Regions from separate parts of the Homo sapiens genome. Here regions 1 and 3 are each linked to region 2. The links are chromatin contacts, found by Hi-C or POLR2A ChIA-PET in ENCODE. All regions are on one chromosome and are shown on one strand. The core of a region is the stretch at or near the end of the contact, and the rest is flanking DNA. Distances in the headings are between cores, read along the strand shown. Region 1 overlaps KALRN (kalirin RhoGEF kinase). Region 2 holds the start of KALRN (kalirin RhoGEF kinase). Region 3 overlaps ROPN1 (rhophilin associated tail protein 1).

Region 1 (3,053 bases), core at 322-2,821, 43 kb after region 2:
GAAGAAGGAAGGGCAGGGCCATGGCAGGCCTGACTGGTCAGGGTTTAACCAAATTCAGTGGACAATCTCTATGATAGTCTAGTCAGAAGCATTTTCTGTGAGTTAAATCTGCATTTGTTGCTGTTTTCCAGGCATACGTAAGTTTTGGAGCCCACAATCACAAGGTCCAGAGAATGGAGCCCAGAATTTATCTTATCTGGAGAGAGGAGACTAAGGAACTATTATGAAGTAGATCCATCCCTCACACTGAAACTCAGTCACCTCTTCTACATCAACTCTTAGAACCTGGAAAGACTGTCCTATCATTTCTCTTGATCAGCGTTTCTTTCTCCTGCCTGGAAAAGTGTAGCTCCATAGAGTACCTCACGTTAGCTCCCTCCTACAGATTATAAGAATGTTATATAAGACAAGTTCTAGTGTCATGATGGCTTATGAACCCCACTTTTAAACTTTCTTTAATTTGGAGACATGTCAGTATATTTTTTCATTTTGTTTCTGGCCTCCAAGTAGTTTACTGAAAAAGTGTTTTTCCTGTTGCATTGTTATTCAATTTTAAAAAGCTTTTTACTATAGTATCTTGGAAATTTTATGTAAATTAAATTTATGTAAATGGACAGATTTTTATTAGTTCGCATTCATATTTACTCTCTGAAAAACTATTACAAACAAGCTTTGCTTTTGTAAGAGCCATACTGTCTTTTTCTTTGATAGATCATGCTTGCTTGCATGCTCAGTAGTCCTATTCTTAAGCTATGTCCTGCCTACTTTCCTGGTATGAAAATTAGAATTCTCCCTGGATCCTTTCATATGAATGGAGGCTACATGGGCACTCTGCCAGTTCTAGAGCATGAGTGACTTTGTAATCAGAGGTTACACATTTTGGGCAGCCTCGCCACAATTTCACCCTTGAATTCCTTTAGGACTCCCAGGTGGGTGCCATATGGTTCTGGTGATTTATTTACACTTCATTTGTCAGTCGGGTTCTCATGCCCTCACTGCAGTTTCAACCCTGACCTCGCTCCTGTCCATCAAGGAGGGCAAGTTGGGAAGGATTTTCATTCTTGAGGACACCACTTGTACTAAGAGTATCATCAACTGGTTCCACTGATTTGGCCCCATTGGAACAAAATAACCTTTGGGGTTGACCTTGGCATTGGCATCTCTCAGGTTTATTTTTGGTCTGATTAGTTTCCTGGTTGTTGTTCCATTTTTATGAGCCATTTCTTTCTCCAGGTTCTCTGTGAAATCTCTATCTGGTCATGCAGGGATGTTTGCTTTCTTGAGGGTCTGCTATTTTAGGTGCTGGCTTCACCCCATCTATCCTGGAATTCTAATACTGTATTTAAAAATAATAGACTGTGACTTTATAAAGTTTTCCTTTTGACGTCCCCTTAATAATCTCGCTCTCTTTCTCTGAAATTTGGCATTCGGGTTTGGGGTGCAGCTTGAGGCAGGAGCAGCACAAGCTGTAGAGAGGGAGTATTGTGCATTCTTACCAAGAGGCCTTTTGGCAATGCAGATGCGGAGCTGAGCATGCTGTCTGAGTCAGGGCAAACTCTGTTTCTGAGGCTTGTGCTCTGAGTCAGGATCTGCACCAAGGACGGCCCAAGGTCGCCAGCCTTGTGAGTATACCCCTGTCTCTGCGTGTGGCCTATGTGCAGGCTTCCTTCCACACGCCATCTCGCTACTGGCCTGACGTGCTTCCTGCGATGAGGCCAGAATCTCTGCAGGACAGACTAAGAGAATGGGCTGAAGTGGCAGCAGGAGAAACTAATTTTGCTGGAAAGTTTCTAAGGAGCCCAATTGGGAAGCTCAAGGAGAAGGTGAAACCTCTTTGGAGATATTTAGAATATCTATCTGTGTGAGCAGGAGATGCAGACCCAAGGGAAGCAAGGGCAGCTAGGGTGGGGGGATAGGAAGGGAGTTCCTAAAGCTTCTAGGCTGAAGCTTCTGCTGATCAGGATCATTTCTCCACTCCAGCAGCAAGTGCCTGACCAGAGTTGTTAAGCTAATTGTTAAATTAGAGTGGCTGGGGAAGCAAATTGCTTCATGATGGGGCTTCTCTGACTGTGTCCAAGGCTGATGTCATCTGGCCTTGTGCCTTGTTGAGGGTGTGGTGTGGGGCGGTGGGCAGGCCTGACACACGTGTTAATGAACCTTCATCCGCTGTAGCAAGCCCTTGCTCCTCGGAGGAGCCCGCATCTTCCATTGAGGGAAAATCACTCCCAACTCCTCTGTGCTTCTGTTTAATGTCCCCAACTCCTGAGTCTTGCAATGATGATATTTTAGATCATTTTCTCTAGAGGTTGTGAACTCAGTTCCCTACAGGGGCCAGACCATTAGCATAAAAGATCATAATGACCCATGTATAGATGATGAGTGGCAGCAATCAGGGACAGTAGGGGTGGTGGGGACTGTGGCAAACTGGAGGGTGGTGTCCCAGCAGCCACTCAGCCCCAGCTGATTGATGCCATGTAGGAATGTGGGCTCCATGTTGCCAGACCTTCCTGCTTCAAGAACAGCGGCAAATATGCACTTTCTTTGTGAAGTGGCCCAGTTTTTAAATGTTGAAGCTAATTAAAAGACATTGTGTTGGTCAGAGTCCATTCACAAGATGAGTTTGTCCTGTGTGCCCCTAGTTTGCAGCTTCTGATTCTGGTTCAAACTCCTCGGTTTACAGATTAGGAAACAGATCCAGAGAAGTTAAGCTTCTGGTCCAAGGTTACAGGGAGTCAGTGAAGGAGTCAGAATCACTACCTGTGGCCTCTAACTCCTGTCTGCTGCTATTCCACTTCTTGGTGCTGGTTTGGGACCAGACATTGTCTGCGCTGGGTCAGGCTGGCCAGAGGAGAGTAGACCTGGGTGGACATGGTTGTGTGATGTCTCATGTCGCATTATTATCCCTCTGCTTTTGTGAGTTGCTGAGCTCAGATGCCCCAGATGGGTGGGAAGGCTCAGGGAAGTCAGGAAGCTTTTGCAGGTAGCAGCAATGCTTAGGGAGAGGAAAAGAGTGGAGAGGATTTAGGCTGCCCCCTGGTTTGGGGCTCCTGAGG
Region 2 (2,861 bases), core at 243-2,742:
CATAGGCCCCAGTTGCCTTGGCCCCCAGAGAGAGGTGGAACCAAACAGGTTACTAGAGACAAACAGATCCAGGAGATTCTGTCTGATGGGTTGCAGTCATTAACTTCAGACCAGTACCTGGTTTTCCTATTAGGCGTGTTTTAACACATTAGGTCAGGCCACCACTTCTCCATCTGTCTGGATGAGGCAACAGCGAACAGCGCTCAGCAGACCTTATTAAGTACTCAGGTCTTAAAGACCCTCTGTTTGGTGGGCTCTGTAGTCACTAGAACCATAAACACACTACTGGCTAATTATTGTTTAATTATTGCTTAAAAACTGATGGGCACAATACAATCACCGCATTAATTACCCCATACAGCATCTGTTTTCTTTTTTGCAGCCATCCCCATTCCTCCCCAGCCCCTCTCCCCACTTTAATTGAAATTCAGCTTGCTGTAACACCTCCTTCCTCCTGGCCAACTGGATCTCTCCATTCACATGAGGGAGAACAAAACCGAGAAGGCCCCAGGGATTAGAGAGTTTTGACAGCTGTCCAAGAGGAGCGCGGAGATACGGGCCAAGTACGGAGGCAGGACAGAGACAAACGAGGGACAAGAGAGTGACGGAGGGAGGGAGAGATAGGCAGGGAGACATCACAGGAGCATTAAACTGGACAAAGAGTCACAGAGACAGGCGGAGATGTTTAAAGGGGCGCTGAAAAGGGGAAAAGGACGAGAAAAGATAAAAAGGAGAGAAACTGTGGCGAGCTGGTGAGGAAAATGTGAGAGGCTCAGGAGGGCAGGGAGACAGAAGAGAGCTCGTCAGGAAGGAGGGGAAGAAAGGCCGGCCTCTAGGGACAGGTCAGTCCAGCTTGGAGACCGATCTGAAGATCCAGAGAAGGCGGGCGGGCAGCCTGGTGGTCCCCTCACACACCTGGGAGTGGAGTGGACGGAGGAGGTGGCCGCGGGGCCGGGAGGAGCACCGGCGGCGCGAGCGGAGAAGCTGAGCGCGCAGCGCCCGGGCCGCAGAGCCCCCTGGACAAGCCTGGCGTGTGCCCTGCAGCCCCGGGCTCGCCCGGCGGCCCCGCCCCCTCCCTGGCCCGGGCTTTTCCTGCGGAGCTCAGGAAGCCGGCCTAGCACAGCCTCGAACAATAGCTCGGGACTCGGGCTCCGCTCCCCGGGAGGCCGGCGCGGGGCCGCTGGGACTGGGGGCGTAGGCGCCGCCGGGGGCCCGCAGCGAGCCCTCGGCCCCGGCCGGAGCTTCAATTCAGCTCGGCGCTCCCGGGGTCATTGTTGGCCGGGACTGAGGGAGCGGGAGCCGGGGGAGGAGCTGGGGAGGCGGCTGCTGCGGCGGCGGCGGCGGCGGGAGCCAGAGGGGGAGCTAGAGAGCGAGCGAGCGAAGGAGGGAGGTAGCGAGTGAGCGAGTGAGCGAGGGAGGGAGGAGGTAGGGAGACAGGGAGGGTGGGAGGGAGGAGGAAAAATAAAGAGGAGAGAGCGGAGCAGGGCTGAACAATAGAGACAGGCAGACGGGCGAGCAGGAGAGCCAGCTGCCGCTGCTGGGGGACAGCGGGCGCCCAGGCAGCCCGCACCCCGGCCCCGGGCCCCGGCCCCAGCCAGACAGCAGGCGGCCAGCGCCCTGGGGAAGGGGTACCATGGGGGAGCTGGCGGCAGGCACCCCCAGCCCGCCGCGCGCCTCCGCCTGAGGGAGGCTCAGCGTCCTCTGCCCCAGCCCCGCCGCCCAACGCCCGCCCTCGAAGCTCCGCGGCCGCCAGCTCTGCGGCCGCAGCAGCTGCGCCCCGCGCCCTCCGCCCACCGGGCGCCGAGCAGCCCTCGGCCCCAGGCTTCTTCGGCTCCCGGCTGCCCGCGGACGCCCTCCCACAGTCATGAACCCCCCTGAGGGAGCAGCGGAGGAAGGAGGAGCAGCAGACTCGGACGTGGACGCCTTTTTCCGGACAGGTAAGCCGGGCAGGGCGCGGGGGGCCAGGGCTGAAGGCTACTGCCTCGGACGCGGCGTCTCGGACAAGTTTGGGGAAGGAGGGCTGTTGCTGCCGCGTGCGTGTTGGGGGGCAGTGCCCCCTCGGCGTCGGGGCTGGAGTTGCCGAGATTCTGGTTGTTATGGCAGTGCTGGCTGCGTCTGGGGAGGGCGTGGGGGCTGGGAACTCCGCGCCCCTCCGCCTTCACCCCAGTTGCGGGAGTCTGTGTTGGGGAGGTGGGAGGCGGTCCCCTCGGACCGCCTTCTCCCAGAGCGCGGGGATGGGCGGTGTTGGCTCACTTTGCAGCGCGCCGCTCCGGCTACCGGCGTCCCGGCCCCTCCCTTGGCTCCCCCTCCCCTGTGCCTGTCAGCGGGGCTCCCGGCGGCCGCCCTGGGTCGGCACCCCTCCTCGCCGTCGGGGGCCCGGGGCCCTGATGTGCACAGAGGGGCGGCGGGGACCCGGAGCCGCGCCGGCTGCAGACTGACAGGAGTGGGGCGGAAGACATCGGTCTCGCCTGGTGCGTGTGGGGAGCTGGTCCCTCTGACTTGAGAGGCAGACCCAGCTGGGAGGGCGGTGGGCGCCTCGGACCTCCCCCTTGTCCTCCTCTTCAGTTCTGGGAACGGAGGAGCTATTCATAAGAATTACTCATTCCTGGAAGTGTGAGTTAGCGTCCCTCTCATACACACCCACTAAGTCTCTGCTTGCTGTGAGGTGTAGAGCCCTGAGATGTCTTTCTAGCTCTTTGCGCCCCTGCCATCGTCCAAGTCCCGGGTCCATTGCTCCTCCTGCTCCCTGGCTACACAGTCCCTCCCTAGAACCGGCACTGACCACCCTTATCTTCCACCACCTGTGGCCCTGTTTCTCTGATGGCCAGGGATTCCCCGTCTCCCTGTACCTGTGGCTTCCA
Region 3 (2,864 bases), core at 259-2,758, 53 kb before region 2:
AGCAGTCTACAATAGTGGAATGCCTCTTCCATAAATGTCAGGGACAATACTAAGCAATGTCAGTTTGCTTACTATAAAACGGCAGCACAAGAACAATCAAATGGGTTTGAAACTAACGTATAAGATAAAGTCTGTCTATCTGACTATGCCAAAATAAATTAGTCTTCTGAAGCTAAAGTTCAATCTTAGAGGCAATATATAAAATTTAAAATGGAGAACTAAACAGGGCTCATTACTAGGCAAAGCAACCCCCATTTATGTTTCTTTTTATGAGCACCACTGGCTTATTTTCCTTCCAATTGTAAAAGCTACATCCTAATCCAGTCCAGGAGCACAGCACTGGCCCAGAGACTCCGAAAGGCCCCTCTTAGATGCCATTTTGTGTCTTCTCAAAGGTGTCCACACTCTCCCCACCATCTGCCCAGGACACCCACTCACAACCTCAGCCTGAGGACATCTTCCCTTCCCCAACTCACTGGCTTTCTCTCAACGGCCTCTCTCACTCTCACTTTCCCACTGAAACCCTCCTAAGCAGGGAATCATCAAACAGTAAAAATAGCCTGAAAATGGTCCGTGAGGTCTAGTTATCTTCCAACTCCTGTCTCAAGTCCTGGTTCCCCAGTTTCAAGCAGGCAAGTTTGTCCAAGGAGCAATTTCATAGCTGAGAGGCTTTCTGTGCAAAGCTACTTCAATCCAGGCCCGCAGCGATTGTTGTGTAAGCTCCATCTACTGAGCAGCCTCTGGAGGTCTCTCCTGAAAGAAGGCACCCGTGTTTGAGGCACACTGTTTTCAGCCATGCCTGAGGACCCCATCACTCTGCTTGGCCTTTCCCCAGAATGCAGTGTGTACTGTGCGGACATCTTTATGTTGGCAGAACAAAATCAGTTCAGAGAAACACTAAAGAAAATAACAATAATTTCCTCCAAGACAAGATATAAAGGGTCTTTGGTTGGGTCCAAGTATGAGTTTTAACAGCAGGGGAGGAAGTGTCTCCTTAAAGGAGTGAACTAGCAGGACTGGTCCCACCCCATCCACCCAGGGCTGTCGCTTCCCTCCCCCGGCTGCACTGCTGCCATCTAGTGGTGAGACAGGAGAACGAAGAAAGGCAGATTAAGCTTCGGAGATTCCCAGCCCTTCTTTCCACCGGGAGTGGGAAAAGGCGTGCAGGGAGGAGGTGGGTGTGCATACGCTGGTGTGACGCGGTCATCTAACTTGCTGCTTGCCCCAGGACACGGCCTATTGACCTGGCGTCCTACTGCTCAATCTGGCTCCCTTAGGGGAGGCATCCCATCCTTGCCCAGCTAGATGTAGCATTTATGTGTGGATTTTAAAGCATCAAAGCAATGCAAGAGCTAAAACAAAGACGATGCCAGTTAGTCCGGACTTCCTAGCTGCAGCCATGACAACCTCCGCGGTTTTACAGGACCCTCTGTCTCCGGCCGTCCTCCAAGGGGTGAAGGCGAGAAAGGAGCACGTACTCGGCTGCCCACTGGATGAGGTCCTGCGGCTGCACCCTAATGGCGGCTTTGGCAAACTCCTTCAGCATCTTCGGCAGCTCCGGCGGGATGCATGTTGGCTTATCTGTCTGAGCCATTGATTGGTTGGCCTATTCTCAGGAGAAAAAAATACGTTAAGATGAAAACTTCGATTCATACGATGAGAGCAATCCTGGACAGGAGGTCACCCAGCCTCTGTTTGACACTCAATTTTGGGGACTCTGCAAGACAAATGCATTCTATTATTACACAACGCCAAGGTTAGAAAACCATCTGCTAACCCCTACTTTTTGTTGGAAATAGTTATGTCCTTTACATAAAAATTACACAGCCCTTGTTCATTTAAAAAGTGGAGGTCAGCAAAAAATTCCCTAATGATATCGCCCCAAAATAATGATATCACCCCCCAAAATCCAGAATTTTTCAGTATATATATGTTTGTAAAATAAAAAAATAAGATTATACAAAACAGCTTATTTACTCAAAAGTATATCATGAACATCTTTCCATGTCGTCCAGCACTTATTAGTTGGGTAAGAATTGTAGCAAAATTTACTCTGAACCCTCTGTGAATTGACATTAGGCCATTTCCACATAAAAATAGTCATTAAACAGCCATTTGGTGAGCGTCTCTCTTTACAGCTGCATGTTCTTTTCCACTCTAATTGTCAGGTGGAAAATTCGTACATTTTCTCTCAAAAAGTTCCAGGACAAATTGAAACAAAATATGAAAATCCATAAAGTGTATACAATTCCCTCCACAAATAAACAACAGATCAAAAGATTTTTTTCTGCTTTTAGTAGAGAAAGGGACAGACTAGATATGCTAAAAAGCTGTCCCTCTTCAAAACACCTAGAGGCCAGACAAATCTCAGTACAAGCCTTTCACATTGCCTTGCTGGGCTTGCAGTGAAGTGAGAGAAATCTTCCAGTGGCCAATGAGGTGAGTAAAGGGGAACCCGCAGTGCTGGGCAAATGAAGAAACTAGGGCTCACCTGGGCACATGTAGATGGCAGGAACTTGCAGCTTTGAGATAAATTGCTAGGCAGGGTGGATAGAGACCAAGGATTAGGCTCACAAAAGGCAAATGTCTGGACTAAAGGACTCCCCTTCTGACCTAAACTTGAGACCCGCCCAGGGACTACACCCTCAGCGTGAAAAGGTGTGGCTGAAAATATCCGCCTACAGGCAGGGGTAAGCAACAAAGAAACCTGTCTCCATTGCTGCTTCTAGTCAGGAGAGAAACAGTCCCCCAGGAGTTGGTAGCCACAGACTAGTTCTAAGTTTTCAATTTATGCCAACACCAGCATGGCTGGGAAATCCCAAGACAAGAAACTAAAGTGGTCTTAGGTTGGTGGGACTTCATGA

Evidence for each region. A loop is a pair of places that touch in the nucleus more often than their neighbours do. ChIA-PET counts read pairs that join two places held with the same protein, here RNA polymerase II (POLR2A). Pooled maps may share reads with other maps.
Region 1: a loop to region 2 is called in a map of ascending aorta, with 3 times the contacts of the local background. The contact joins the enhancer-like site here to the promoter of KALRN in region 2. A Hi-C loop is called at or near these places in 58 of 168 maps with a recorded cell type or tissue (A673, Caco-2, DLD1 and 30 more), 1 of 37 single-sample maps with no recorded cell type and 36 of 50 pooled maps. POLR2A ChIA-PET finds 5 or more read pairs at or near these places in 5 of 52 experiments (BJ, HEK293T, SK-N-SH and 1 more).
Region 3: a pooled map shows a loop between it and region 2 (9-fold over the local background). The contact joins the enhancer-like site here to the promoter of KALRN in region 2. A Hi-C loop is called at or near these places in 2 of 50 pooled maps. POLR2A ChIA-PET finds 5 or more read pairs at or near these places in 2 of 52 experiments (HEK293T and OCI-LY7).

What each region holds. Positions count from the first base shown.
Region 1 is chr3:124,074,345-124,077,397 of GRCh38, forward strand. All of the region lies in intron 1 of KALRN (kalirin RhoGEF kinase), which reads left to right. Among named protein-coding and RNA genes, the nearest start is that of KALRN, 43 kb to the left of the region's middle. Within about 2 kb of position 1,572, at least 3 of the 41 ENCODE cell types and tissues checked have a DNase peak (open chromatin) inside an H3K27ac peak, as active enhancers do; they include adrenal gland and ascending aorta, where a contact is called at or near this core.
Region 2 is chr3:124,031,877-124,034,737 of GRCh38, forward strand. KALRN (kalirin RhoGEF kinase) reads left to right here and starts at 1,493. Exons shown (of 60, transcript NM_001388419.1): 1 at 1,493-1,937. The coding sequence starts at 1,865. RefSeq lists a silencer at 1,009-1,468.
Region 3 is chr3:123,978,888-123,981,751 of GRCh38, forward strand. ROPN1 (rhophilin associated tail protein 1) reads right to left here. Exons shown (of 6, transcript NM_001317774.2): 2 at 1,479-1,606. The coding sequence starts at 1,594. Among named protein-coding and RNA genes, the nearest start is that of ROPN1, 12 kb to the right of the region's middle. RefSeq lists an enhancer at 1,353-1,852. Within about 2 kb of position 1,509, at least 3 of the 41 ENCODE cell types and tissues checked have a DNase peak (open chromatin) inside an H3K27ac peak, as active enhancers do.